3 separate regions of the Homo sapiens genome follow, and all the other regions are linked to region 1. Evidence: chromatin contacts called from ENCODE Hi-C or POLR2A ChIA-PET data. All regions are on one chromosome and are shown on one strand. The core of a region is the stretch at or near the end of the contact, and the rest is flanking DNA. Distances in the headings are between cores, read along the strand shown. Region 1 overlaps LOC124904443 (a long non-coding RNA gene). Region 2 holds the start of UAP1-DT (UAP1 divergent transcript). Region 3 holds the start of DCAF8 (DDB1 and CUL4 associated factor 8).

The links. Hi-C counts contacts between places; a loop is a spot of excess contacts on that map. ChIA-PET counts read pairs that join two places held with the same protein, here RNA polymerase II (POLR2A). Pooled maps may share reads with other maps.
Region 2: a loop to region 1 is called in a pooled map, with 16 times the contacts of the local background. The contact joins the promoter of UAP1-DT here to the enhancer-like site in region 1. A Hi-C loop is called at or near these places in 1 of 168 maps with a recorded cell type or tissue (naive thymus-derived CD4-positive, alpha-beta T cell) and 12 of 50 pooled maps. POLR2A ChIA-PET finds 5 or more read pairs at or near these places in 1 of 52 experiments (activated CD4-positive, alpha-beta T cell).
Region 3: a loop to region 1 is called in a pooled map, with 9 times the contacts of the local background. The contact joins the promoter of DCAF8 here to the enhancer-like site in region 1. A Hi-C loop is called at or near these places in 10 of 50 pooled maps. POLR2A ChIA-PET finds 5 or more read pairs at or near these places in 4 of 52 experiments (CD4-positive, alpha-beta memory T cell, GM12878, activated CD4-positive, alpha-beta T cell and 1 more).

Annotation. Positions count from the first base shown.
Region 1 is chr1:161,387,488-161,392,024 of GRCh38, reverse strand. It overlaps LOC124904443 (a long non-coding RNA gene), which reads right to left. Exons shown (of 2, transcript XR_007066693.1): 2 at 4,518-4,537. Among named protein-coding and RNA genes, the nearest start is that of TRV-CAC1-1, 10 kb to the left of the region's middle. RefSeq lists a silencer at 1,744-1,963 and an enhancer at 2,144-2,343. Within about 2 kb of position 2,189, at least 34 of the 41 ENCODE cell types and tissues checked have a DNase peak (open chromatin) inside an H3K27ac peak, as active enhancers do; they include GM12878, where a contact is called at or near this core.
Region 2 is chr1:162,559,575-162,564,111 of GRCh38, reverse strand. It overlaps UAP1-DT (UAP1 divergent transcript), which reads left to right and starts at 2,759. Exons shown (of 3, transcript XR_426859.4): 1 at 2,759-2,874; 2 at 3,460-3,637. UAP1 (UDP-N-acetylglucosamine pyrophosphorylase 1) reads right to left here and starts at 2,390. Exons shown (of 11, transcript NM_001324116.5): 1 at 2,335-2,390. RefSeq lists a silencer at 1,902-2,801.
Region 3 is chr1:160,259,780-160,264,316 of GRCh38, reverse strand. It overlaps DCAF8 (DDB1 and CUL4 associated factor 8), which reads left to right and starts at 1,768. Exons shown (of 14, transcript NM_015726.4): 1 at 1,768-1,868; 2 at 2,959-3,032. DCAF8-DT (DCAF8 divergent transcript) reads right to left here and starts at 2,568. Exons shown (of 2, transcript NR_147618.1): 1 at 2,395-2,568; 2 at 1,539-1,916. RefSeq lists enhancers at 1,684-1,953, 2,584-2,713, 1,885-2,833.

The DNA.
Region 1 (4,537 bases), core at 940-3,439:
GAAGGAACAGGCATAGTGGCTCATGCCTGTAATCCCAGCACTTCGGGAGGCGGAGGCAGGCAGATTACTTGAGGTCATGAGTTCGAGACAACCTTGGCCAACATAGTGAAACATCATCTCTACCAAAAAAAAACAAAAAACAAAAATTAGCTGGGTGATACGTGCCTGTAGTCCCAGTTATTCAGGAGGCTGAGGTGGCAGAATCGCTTGAACCTGGGAGACGGAGGTTACAGTGAGCTGAGATCATGTCACTGCAGTCCAGCCTGGGCAATAGAGTGAGACCCTGTCTCAAAAAAAAAAAAAAAAAAAAGCAGAAGATTCGGATGAATTACTTTAAGGATGTTATGTCCAATTGCTGATGCCCAGAAGTCTGGTTGTTCAAGGCATTATCGGAGACTGAAGAAACATAGACTTTTCCCCTCAGGTCTCTGAAACTCCCCCTCCTTTACTCTCCAGCTGCATAAAAACTCCCCACTTCGGGCCAGGCACAGTGGCTCAAGCCTGTAATCCCAGCACTTTGGGAGGCCGAGGCCGGCAGATCACCTGAGGTCAGGAGTCTGAGAACAGCCTGGCCAACATGGTGAAACCCTGTCTCTACTAAACATACAAAAATTAGCCAGGCGTAGTGGTGCACACTGTAATCCCAGCTACTAGGGAGGCTGAGGCAGGAGAATCACTTGAACCTGCAGCCTCGACGTTCCAGGCTCAAGGGATTCTCCCACCTCAGCCTCCTGAGTAGCTGCGACCACAGGCGACTGCCACCACACCCAGCTAATTTTATTTTATTTTGTAGTGACAAGTCTTATTATATGCCCAGGCTGGAAATTCATCTTTTAATTCCCATAGGTGAGCCCTCTGCCAAAACAGTAGTAAAAAGCTGGAAGTACTTTAAAGCCCAGCTGTAGAAAGAGTTTTAAATCACTCATTTTGCATGTCATCCTGCTCTTGGACAGATTCAAGACTTACTGCTAACTGAAAAGATGGGTGAAGAGTAGTGTGTAGTGTGGGGTTTTTGAGTAAGGGGAAAATGGAGGAAATATATTTATGCATATTAATATATATACATGTATGGGAACCTCCCACACGAGCGGGTTCCCAAAATATTAGGAAAAATAACAATAAAAATAATGCAAATACAAACAACACAGTATAACTACATTGTATTAGGTATTACAAGTAATCCATAGCTGATTTAAAGTGTGTGGGAGGATGTGCGTAGTTGTAGGTAAATACTATGCCATTTTATAGGAGGGACTTCAGCATCCGCAGATTTTAGTATGGGGTGCTTGCTGTCCTGGAGCTAATCTGCCTGCGGATACCGAGGGACGACTGGAGATCATCTAGGAAGGGCACGCAAAAACCCTAACAGTGGTTGCTTCGGGGAAAGAGAATGGGGGAACTCAGGGTAGGGATGCAAAAGAGACTTGCCGCCGCGAATCACGCCGAGGTGCCCCGCATCCAGCCCTGTGCTCCCGCCCCGGTCCAGGCGCGCTGCCAGGCAGAGTCCCTTGCCCAGCCCCAGAGAAGGCAGCCCATCTCCTGGGCACCGATCCTGAACGTCGGCCAACCTTGCAGGCCTAGCGAAGACCCCAAATTCGACGCGGCAGGCCTGAGGCCTGGGGAAAAAGTGACCCGAATTTCCCGCAATCTCAAGGACACCCAGGGGCGCTCCAGCCCCTCACAGCCCTCCTCCCTCATTCACTCTCACGCCTCGCCTCGCCTCCGGCTCCGGCCTCTCCGCGCCCAGTCACTCCCACGCCCCGTCACTCCCACGCCCCGCCCCTCCTCTCACCCGCGTAGTGCTCTCAGTCTCTCTTGCGCCCCGCCCTTCTGCCCTGCGTCACTCGTGAGCCCCGCCCCTCCTCTCGTCCCGCCCCCCTCTCGTCCCGCCCCTCCTCTCGTCCCTCCCCTCCGCTCGCCCCTCCCCTCCTCTCGTCCCGCCCCGCCCTTCTGCCCTTCGTCACTCGTGAGCCCCGCCCCTCCTCTCGCCGCGCCCCGCCCCACGGCTCGCAGAGGTCCGGAGCTTTCCCGTCAGCAATGAGTCAAGACCGGAAGTCTGGGAAAGGGTGCTCTCAGTTCCCGACAGCGGGGGCTGGACAAGACGGAGACGGTACTGGCAATACGTCGGTTGAAGGGAAGCGGAGCGGAGCACGCGCGGGCTGTGACGAGGGAGCGGAGAAACAGCTGTCCCGTTAGCCTCGTGTTGACGTCCCGGGTTCAGCCCCAGGAGGACGAAAAGACTGTGCCGTGTCCTTCCCGAGGGGAGTGGCGTTCCCATTGACCTGCATACCTCACCTCATACTCGTGCGTGGACGTGTTCCAGCCAAGTCCCGTTCACTCCAGCTCCTCCGTCTCCACCCTAATCCTAATTATTGGTGTTTCGTTTGAAAGGGTTCTGTGAATTTGTCAAGCAGGAAAATTTGGGGTCCGACAGAATTAAGCAATTCTCTTTAATTAAATAGCTTGCGGAGTCTTTAATTTGTTAATATGCATTTTTCTAATCGTAACTAACTTTTGCTTTACATTTACTTTTTTTTTTGAGACGGAGTTTGGCTCTTGGCTCTTGTTGCCCAGCCTGGAGTGCAATGGCGCGATCTCCGCTCACTGCAACCTCCGCCTCCCAGGTGCAAGCGATTCTCCTGGCTCAGCCTCCCGAGTAGCTGGGATTTCAGGCATGTGCCACCACGCCCAGCTAATTTTGTATTTTTAGTAGAGATGGGGGTTTCTCCGTGTTGGTCAGGCTGGTCTGGAACTCCCGACCTCAGGTGATCCACCCGCCTCGGCCTCCCAAAGTGCTGGAATTAAGGCGTGAGCCACCACCGTGCGTGGCCTGCTTTACATTTACTTTCTGTAAGGCTAAGTAATTTACAGTGTCATCTAATCCTTTTAATAATCTTATGAAGTAACCATTATCAAGATATTACAGATGAAGAAATAAAATTGTAGAGACATGCCCAAGATCCCCTTATATTAAGTGACGGAGCTAAATCCAAACCCAAATCATTTATACTGATTGCCCGCAAATCCCTTTTTACACTGGTGCATCACTTGAAACCAGTCCTACAAAGAATGTGCTTTTATCTTGGAGTCCTTGGAGAGGTAAACTGAGGTTCGAACCAAATAAAGGAACATGAGCCCCGGCCCTACCATGGAAGGGGTGGATTGCCTAGCTTCTTCTGGCCACAAGGTGAGGCAGTGAGGAAACTGCAGGAGGCTGGGTTTGGGGTCCCAGCAGTACTTCCTGCTGCCTTGAACAAATGCAGCTGCTCACTTTTACACCCCTTGCAGAACACTCCCCAAATATACCAGTGAAACCCTGAAGGCAAGGCCAGTGCTGGAAGGAATCTAAGCCTCCTGCTCCTGAGGGAAAGGATTTTATTTATTTATTTTTATTTTATTTTTGAGACGGAGTCTGGCTCTGTCGCCCAGGCTGGAGTGCAGTGGTGCTATCTCGGCTCACTGCAACCTCCGCCTCCCCTCCCGGGTTCAAGAGATTCTCCTGCCTCAGCTTCCAGAGTAGCTGGGATTACAGGCGCACGCCACCACACCCGGCTAATTTTTGTATTTTTGGTAGAGACGGGTTTCACCATGTTGGTCAGGCTGGTCTCGAACTCCTGACCTCATGATCCGCTCACCTGGGCCTCTGAAAGTGCTAGGATTACAGGCCTGAGCACCGCGCCCGGCCAGGAATGGATTTTAAAACCCTTAGGAGGCCGGGCACCGTGGCTCACGCCTGTAATCCCAGCACTTTGGGAAGCCGAGGCGGGCGGATCACGAGGTCAGGAGATCGAGACCATCCCGGCTAACACGGTGAAACCCCGTATCTACTAAAAATATTAAAAATTAGCTAGGCATGGTGGCGTTCGCCTGTAGTCCCAGCTATTCGGGAGGCTGAGCCAGGAGAATGGCATGAACCCGGGAGGGGAGGCGGAGCTGGCAGTGAGCCGATATCACACCACTGTACTCCAACCTGGGTGCGACACTCTGTCTCAAAAAAAATATAAATATAAATATAAATAAATAAATAAAAACCCTTAGGAGTAGGTGGTGAGAACTTCACCCAGCCCTATCAGGAGTTGGGGGTATGGAGAGAGGAATGGATTTTGAACAGATTTGACTCCCATCTCCTTCTAAGGGAAGATACATAGACAAGAATAAATGTCTTTTGTAGAAGTCTGGGAATAAGACAAGGAAGCCCACTGGGCAGGGACTTGGCAACTAGAGGCAAATAGAATGGTATGAGACCACGGACTTGAGAAGTTCATGTTAGGATGATACTCCAAAAGGCCCAGCAGAAAAAAGCTGCACCTTGCTCAGCACAGGGTACCCAGGGACAAGGCCAGTCCAACACATCGGAGAGCATTAGGGTGCCAGAGTCCAGCCACAGGGACCTGAGGTTGCCTCCGTTTTCTGCTACCTCTAGGTCATTGGTTGCTCCACCTTCACCAAGATGCTACCTCGGGGAAGATAAGGGAGTGTTCCAATTACCTATTGGTGTGTAACAAACCACTCCAAACTTACTGGTACAAAACAGCAA
Region 2 (4,537 bases), core at 1,510-4,009, 1.2 Mb before region 1:
TTTAAAAAATCACATTAAAAAAGACACTTGAGAGGAACAGATTTATATTAAATTATTTTCCAAGGAATGTAGTCTTTCCCAAGACCTTATTTATGCTGCTGCTTTGCCTCTGATTTAAGGGAGTACATTGTAGTAGGAAGATCAGCAAGGAACCAGATAACCAAAGAATAGGAAGTCCCTGTTCTTGGTCCTTCTCTATCATTTGATTCTATGCAATCATTTTACCTCCCTGTGCATAGATTTCCTCATGAATATAAGACAACCAACCTTTCTCACATGCCTTCAAGATAGTCAAGAGTAAAGAGTGCTCTGTCTGATAAAAGGCATACACAAACATATTACTATAACATTTTAAGATATAAACCAAACTTTTCCTAAAAGATCATTAGATACTCCTCCACCTTCAGACACTTGGGAAAATGAATCCATGCAAATAAGATACCTCATAGGGCCGGGCGCGGTGGCTCACGCCTGTAATTCCAGTACTTTGGGAGGCCGAGGCGGGCGGATCATGAGGTCAAGAGATGGAGACCATTCTGGCCAACATGGTGAAACCCCATCTCCACTAAAAATACAAAAATTAGCTGGGCATGGTGGCACGCGCCTGTAGTCCCAGCTACTCAGGAGGCTGAGGCAGGAGAATCGCCTGAACCGGGGAGGCGGAGGTTGTAGTAAGCCGACATCACGCCACTGAACTCCAGCCTGGCGACAGAGTGAGACTCTCCGTCTCAAAAAATAAAAATAAAAAAAAAAAGGGTACCTCATAGGTTAAACTTTGATATCTGGGCGTAAACCACTGGTAACATGTGTTCATCTACATGTTGTATAATGTTCATAATGTAACGACCATACTTGAGTTTTGGACAAGCACAATTCATCTATTATATTTATTTGAGGCAGATATAAGCACCTTCATGCCACAAAAATAGTAGCATGTTTCCCATTAACGATGTTTAGAGGCACGTGTAATGGTAAGCAGCAATTAACAGAAGAGTTAAAAGATATGGATTTTTATTTTGACAACCGAAATCTGAAAAAGTTGAAAATCTGCTCGAGAAATTATGACAAAACTTGGTACATGCCCACAGCCTAATCCATCTGCATCAAAATATATGAAAAATTTGGTAATAATCTACCATTATCAAATATATTTTTATTAGAATTTAAATACCAGTATTAAAGAAATCCAGTATTTCTCCCTCCTTTTCTGGCTTCCCCCACCCAGCCCCTATCTCTGCTGGTATACGTATGCCCTCGAAATGAATAAGTAAACCTCTTAAAGCTTTTGAAAAACAGTATCAGAGTTGAGACATAACCACCAACTGAATCCTATAAATGCTTGGCAGCACAGCCTATGAAGTCTTTCTTTGCTCCAGCTAAGTGAGCCAACTGACTAACCGTGAAGGAATAGACAACTGCCTTGAGTTTCCGGCGAACTCTTGGATCCACACCCAGTGAATTTCACCTAAAAGTCCTTAAACTTTTGCAATACCAAATGACACACACATATGATCATAATCCTATTACCTGATTTCAGATTTCATAAACCATGTAGAAGTAAGTGTAGCACAGCGACAGGCCAAAGTTCAAGCAGCCATATGTTCAGCATACGTGTGCTCAGCCCTCCAATACCATCCTTCTGCTTGGCCAAGAGAGGGGAAACCCAGAAATTTCAATTCTCTCTCACTACCAGTATCATGGCAAACCAAACCAAAAAAAAGAAAGAAAAAAGTGGCAAGCAAACAGGTTTTGTCCCACTGTCCTGTCCTCCAAATGTATCCCCTGTCTTTGTCAGACCTCTCAAATCTTTTCCTCATATATTCAAGACACACCAACTCGCTTCCACCTGACAGTGCCAACGATCTCCTGTCCCACTACAGGCCCCCACACTTGGTATAACTGTCCACAAGGCCCTAGCCTGAGAGCCTCGAGGTCTCTACTGCCCACCCGGGAGAGGCCCCACTCCCAACCCCACACGCCTACACGACCCCCTCGGACTCAGACACTGGCCCAGACCTCCTCCCACAACGCCCCCAGTCCATCTGGGGCGCGCTCATTCCATCCCTGGCCCCGCCATCCACCCGGCTGCCCAGCCCACACACCCTCTCGCGGGGTGGCGGAGGATGGGGTGCGACTGCGGGGCGCACGGGCTGGGGTGTGTGTCTGCGGGCGAGCGGGAGGCTCCTCGGCGTGTGCTCGGCTGCCCGCGCTGTGCACGTTCGTGCGACGCGTGTCCACGTCTGAGCGCGTGGCCGTGTGTGCGGTGGGGCCAGGCCCTCCGCCCGCCCGGGTCCCGAGCCCCGCCGTCTCCTCGCTGGGCTGGGAGCCCCTCACCTTTCTCGGCGCGACCGCAGCTACGACCGTCTCCAGCTCCTTCCGCGCGGCCACTCATCGGCGTCCCGCGCTCGCTCCGAATATATACCCTCATCCGGGGGGCCGCGGCGGCGGGGCGGGCCGGGAGCGGGGGCCAAGTGGAGCGCCAGCCCCGGCCACCCCGCCCCTCTCGCCACGACTAGTGGCTGCCGACGCCTGAAGGAGTGGAAGCCGACCGCCCAGACACGTCAGCGCCGGGAGCACAGACGACGACGCGGACGCGGAGGCGGCCGCGGCCCGGGGCGCCGGGGCGGGGCTAGGGATGGGGGCCGGGCATGAAAGGAGTAACCCACCGGGCCGGGGCGGGGCCTAGTGCGTCACTCATTCTCTGGCCCAATGGGAATAGTTCTGGAGCGCAGTCGGCTGGCGTCCCGGTCCCTCCTGCGCACTAACTGAGGGTGAAGGATGTCGGTTGGGTCTGCTAGGAGGGGCCAGGAGCCGGCCGGCAGAGAGCGGCTCGTGGGTCCCAGGACCCCTGACGTCCCTAGGTTGTACTGGGAGGTGCGAGCCCGAGGCTCTTAGTCGGCCCAGCGGCACGGGGCACAAGCGGGCCACAGAGATGGGCAGGGAGCTGTGTCCCCAGGGTGGCGGATTTCCGAGCCACCCACGCGGGTGGTTGGGAAAGGGCGGTGGATTTTCCTGCGGAGAAACTTTCAGGGCGGGCCTGGCGCGCTCTCTGACCTTGGGCTAGTTATTTTGTGTGCAGTTCACAAGATGCCTGGCCGGGCTCCAAACTCGCTCTCTGTTTGGTTGTGTTTTGGCTCCCAAGAAGGCGAAGCCAGGCCTTTTTTCTTTTGCACAAACAGACAGGAAAGGAGAGAGGAAATGCAAGCAAAGGTAGTAGGTAACCTAAGGTAGTATAAGCCCGGGGTCATCTTTGTGAGTTTGCAGACTTAACGTCGCTAGGCCTCAGTACTCTGCAGAAAGATGGTGGAGGACCTAGATGACCTCCCAGGCCATTCCAGGACCAGTGTTTACAGTCCTGTTACATAACCTAGTGTGGGTGTGCACACACAGGTTATTATATGTTCAGCACTGTGCCCTTGGAAGCTATGTTTACATTTAAAGTTGTGTTGCATTTTGCAGCTTTTGCAAGAAGTGGAATATGTTGAAATACGAAAATACCTAGATTTAACATACCACCTATCATAAAGAGATTCAGGCGCCTTTCTTCTACTTTCTTGGGTGCAAAGGCCTTTTCATTCCCTTTACCAATTGCATAATCACCCACTGCCTCAAGTAACAACAGAAAAACTTAAACTTGGTAAGTAATGCTGGTAGATTTACATTCAGGAGATTGAATACTCTCCATCTCTCATGATCCTAGAACTTCCTTCGTTTCTTTGAAAGAAGAATAGTGTAGTGATTGGTTTATAGTGTAGTGATTGGTTTCTTAATCATGGGATCTGAAGACAATTTCAGCTTTATTGCTTGTGATCTTTGGCAAGCTACTTGTGCTATCAGTTTTCTCATCTATAAAAAACAGACAATAAAGATGAAAATGCCATTTGGTGGTTGTATTAAACCAATCGATATAAATGAAGTATGTAAAACAGTAAACACTAAATAACCTTTAGTTATTATTTATTATTGAGCACTTATTAATTCAAACTAGGAGACCCAGATTCAAAATCAGTCTACGCTTACTAACTGTGTGACTTTGGGTAAGTCATTTAACCACTCCAAACTCCAATGTCCTTTTATGAAATGAAGCTAATACCTATTTCACATGGGTATAGTAAAAAATGAGAAAGAACCTAAGATAATGTCTGGAATATTATAGGCATTCTATAAGTCATAGATGAATGACTGAGTAAAGAGCAAAATTATTAGTTAGCAATCCTTTAAAGAAAAAAGATAGAACTGAGGTCCAGCTCAATGTTTTTAATGAACTACTATAAAATCACATTTGTACTTTTACCCTTTTTTGCTGAAGTTTCATTTGTTTGTTATTCTGGTTACTAGGCATAAGAGGGGCCATAATCTCATCTTGCCAGCTAAATGTCCAGAAATGTCTAACACTAGAGTTATTTCTGTCCTTCGAAATACTTTTTATATACATGGTCTTTTAAGAGCTGATTGAAGAAAACAAGGCAACGATGTTCACACTACCTATGATTTTTTGACATTACACCAAAGGTATCAGCTAATGAAGTTAGACAAC
Region 3 (4,537 bases), core at 519-3,018, 1.1 Mb after region 1:
TTGGTTCTATTCACTGTTGCAGCCCCAGCACATAGAACAGGGCCTTCCAGAGCAGGAATTCAATAGTTGTTGACTGAATGAATGAAAGAATGAATAGGACGGTGGGGCATTAAATAGCTACTTTGTGCTGTAGCCCTCTTCTAGGTGTTGAGATTACAAAGATGATAAAAACACAGTCCTTGCCCTCAAGAATTTATATTCTAGTAGTATAGCTGGATCACAAACATAATTTTAGATTAAATGTTATAGGTAAAAAATGTTATTAAAAAAACAGTGCAGAGTAAGGGGATAGAGGAGGATGACATGAGGTTCCATTTTAGTTACAATAGTCAAGAGCTGCCTGTGTTAGGAAGTAGGATTTCAATAGACACCTCAAGTCTAGTAAATATCTAGTAGATGGACATTCCAAGAAAAGGAAAAAAACCCTAGGGCTGGGACATGCTTTGACTGGAGTGACAGTAAGGCTAGTGAGGCTAGAGCAGAGCTAGGCAGTGTGGGAGGAGATGAATCAGATAAATAGGCAGGTGCTAGATCAGATCATGTAGGGTCCTCCTTAGAGGCAATTCATTTTTTGATGGCCTCTAAGGCTATCATACTTTTGACTTTTATTATGTGATGGGAATTGGAGGTTTTGAGCAGGGTGGGGACTGGGGAAATAATACGACATTACTTTTTTTTTGAGACGGAGTCTCATTCCATTGCCCAGCCTGGAGTGCAGTGGTGCGATCTCAGCTCACTGCAACCTCCGCCTCCGGGTTCAAGCAATTCTCCTGCCTCAGCCTCCCAAGTAGCTGGGATTGCAGGCGCGCTCCACCATGCCGGGTAATTTTTTTTTTTTTTTGTATTTTTCGTAGAGACGGGTTTCACCATGTTGGCCTGGTTTCAAACGAGTTTCGAACTCCTGACCTCAAGTGATCCGCCCACATCCGCCTCCCAAAGTGCTAGGATTACAGGCATGAGCCACCGCGCCCGGCCAGACCTTACATTTTTAAAAAGCACTCTGGCTGCCTTATGTTTAACTGTAATGGCAATAATGGAAGTAGACAAACGAGGTAAGTTTCTATTGCGGTAGTCTTAAGTAATATGTAATGACTTGGAATAGGAGAGTAGCGGTAGGGGAGGTGAGAAAGGGTCAGATTTTTGCACCCTGGGCTTCTGGTAAGAAAAAAAAAAAAAATACCCCAGCCTGGCAGCTGGGAGTAATCCTCTGCAGGGTTACTGTAGGTGTCATAACGAAACAGAGTACAAAAGTCACCCCACATCACCCGGCCCACTCTTGGGAACCTTTACCCACACCACCTCTCTTCAGAAAAGAGCTTCTGGAATAGCTACACCTCAAGCTACTGAGCCCCTTCTTTAAAAATACGTAAATGGGGACTCTCAGGGGAAAATGGGCCTCGATAGTATAGAAACCACTTAAGGAAACAAAGCCCTGAAAGGAAACGGGGATTTTCAGAAGAAATCCTTGTGGCAATCATTGCTCGTTCCAGTGTTCAAAAACGGCAAAACTGGCCATCATCCAGGAAGTGGCCTGCCAATCCGCTGGAAATTTAGTTTATTTCTATCACAACTCTGGGTAGCCCCTAACTCGCATTTGTTTAGAGTATCACAAGATAAGCAAGCCCGAAGAAACTACAAAAACAACTTTGCCTCTTCGGTAATGCGCAGGCGCCTCTCGCTCTGTTTTCCGTTGGCCTTAAGCCCCGCCCCTTGTGCGTCCTTCGAGGAGGGTTGCGAGCCGTGAGCTCGCGCGACCACTCTTCCCTCAGTCTTCTCGAGCACATCGTCGCAAACGGGGCCGGAAAGCGTGGCAGCGCAGGCGCAAGCGCAGAGAGCGGAGGCGGTGGTGGTGGCGGCCGCTGGCCAGTGTAAGATGGCGGCGGCGTTGGTGGTGGCAGTGGACGGGGCGGCTGGGCCTGGAACAGTCGGAGCAGCCGCTAGCAGAAGGATGACCCAAGACGGGAAGCGGGCTGCTGAGCCTCGCCGATTCCCGTGCTTGTAACTGCCCCAGCCGGACACCCCCCCTCCCTTGACCTACCCGGTCTGTGTCTCGTTCCGGCTCGGCCTGCGCCCCCCCTCGCTTCCCAGCCGGTTTCCCCTAAGGATGGGCCTGACCCGTATCCCAAGCTCTTAGCGCTCAGGTCTTTTCCTTCCGCCGACCCGAAGTCATCGCTGGGAGTACTGGTTGCCCTTTCCTCAGGTCAGCCCTGGTGTTGCCCCCAAGAGCCAGCCGCACAGTTCACAGGGACGCCTTGCTTCGTTGGGTGACCCATGTGTGCGCTCCTATTTCTCCCCTTAGATTGAGGGACACGGCTCGCCCTGCGTCTCCCCGTCACCTCAGGGCCACCGCGCAATGTGTCCCCCTCCCCCATCCCAAGTTCCCAGGCCCAGCACCTTGTACGGAAGGCGGAGGTCCAAGAATTCCGGAGTCGGTTGTTGTCTTGTGGTCTTGTACCCTTTGTAATATAATTATCTTAGTTTACCTCCTCTAACTCCCAAATCTTTTAGGATATCTTAGAACGGTCCCATTTGGTCCCTGTTAGTTGGAAAGCATCTGGTGGCTTGAATTTCTGACTCATGATTGTTACTGGAGTCTCTGTAAACAAACCGGCACTAGCGCTATCACATTCTCTCCGGGATTTCCCCCCCTGCTCTGTGGCTTCTTGTTGAGAGGTTGTTTGGTTATGGTTTAGCGTTGAAAAGATTCAGGTTATCCTTTTAAATGACTTTACGTTTTAGTGGAGCTGGGAGATTACTTGCCTGGCTTCTAATCTTCATGTTGGTTCATTTTATTTCCATATGTGTGTGGGTTATTTGTTCAGTAATTAGAATTAGATAAAGTATTCTGCTTTTAAGTAGTTTTGAGAAGGCCTAAAAATACTAAAGTGTATTCATAAATATTTTTATTATGTTCAGTAGAAGACACACCTTTGCCATGTAAATTTTAACTTTTCTCAGTCCTTCAGTGAATCTACAGACCTATTTTCTCAGGAGCTCAGCCTGGCCTTACTTCAGTGATAAAAGGAGGAAAGGTGAGTGGGAGTTGGAGGCATTAAAATTCTTGAGTTCAAGACAGACTGCGCTGATGCTCAACTGCTGACCACTAAAGTCATAAAATTCCTACCAGTTTCCCAAAGAGCTTGAGTGTTGTTCTTGGCTTTGTTCCAGCTCTGGTTGAATTACTTTTACAAGTTTAATTGTCTGTGGGCTTCTTGTCTTTCTGTCCTAAACTATTGCTGTGTATCTCCAAATGACTTAAGCCTAGAAGTGAATGTGTGCCCCCTGCCCCATGTCTTCTTTTCTTCTTTATTCATTTTCCTTGTATTTTGTCTTTGTGTCGATCATATTTTTTACGTTGTTAAAAACTGGAACTTAGTTTGCCTGAGTTCTGTTCATCCTGTTGTCAAATCAGGTCTCTTCCCCTCTCACAGCTTCGGGTTGTCATCCCTTGGTATTTAGAGGAGAATATTTAGCTGCTTGTGACTAAAAGCTGGGGAGTGATGAGTGATGCTGCCTTTAGTTGGTGTCTGAGTCCAGTCTATTTCAGAATTCCGACTTTTTAGGATATAGTGGGAAATTTTTTGTAAAAAAAAAAAAAAAATAGTGGCTGCTCTTTCTTTTGTAGCTGGTCTGAAGAATTCTTGGTTAGCAGAAGAAACATCCTGGGCATTCAGCAGCATGGGTTGGTGCCAAAAAGGGAGTCAGAACATACTTATAAATGCAGTTTTCGTGAGGCTTTCAGGTTTCTGGTAGCAGAGACTAGAGGCTCATGGCATGTGACAGAAAAGCTAAGTGACTGGAAGGTAGGCCTGGCCAATTCCTAATATCTTTATGATTTGTAGTAGGAAAATATTGAGTGACACTGGTGAGTTTTATTCCATCTGATGACTGAATTAGAAAATGCTCATCATGGACTGGAATAAAATTATTAGTGATGGTGTATATGTGTATCAGTAAGATATAAAGAGAAAAGTACAGTCTTTAGAGATTGGACAGACTTTTAATTTAATTTTAAGGTTTAAATACTAGACTAATATTTCTTAGCCATGTGACCTTGAGCAAGTTACTTAAACTTCTCTGACTCTTAATTTCCACAACTCTAAAAGTGTGATAATACCACTTACCTCCCAGGGTCATTGTTAGTATTATAGGGAATCTATTTAAAGCTCTTAGTAATCTAAGAACACGTGGTACACACTCAAAAAATGTTGTTTTTTGGTTTTTTTTTTTTGCACATCATTGATACAGCTTTGAATAAGTTATACGTTAATTTATGCTTCTTTTACATTTTGCCTTAGAACACATTTTTCTGGTTAATTTTCCCAACTGATTTTTAATTGGTCAGCTTAGACGTGTCCTTTGTAAGTGCCCACCTAGAGTTGTCTTCTGAACATGAAACCCTTGGTGGGGGTTCATAACCAGAGGACAGAGAATATTAGATATTGGTGTATGTATATTTCAAAATGTATTCTTAAACATCAGTAAATTTTTTTGTTCATTGGTTCCTTCATCTTGGACTCTCTGTTAGCACACCTGA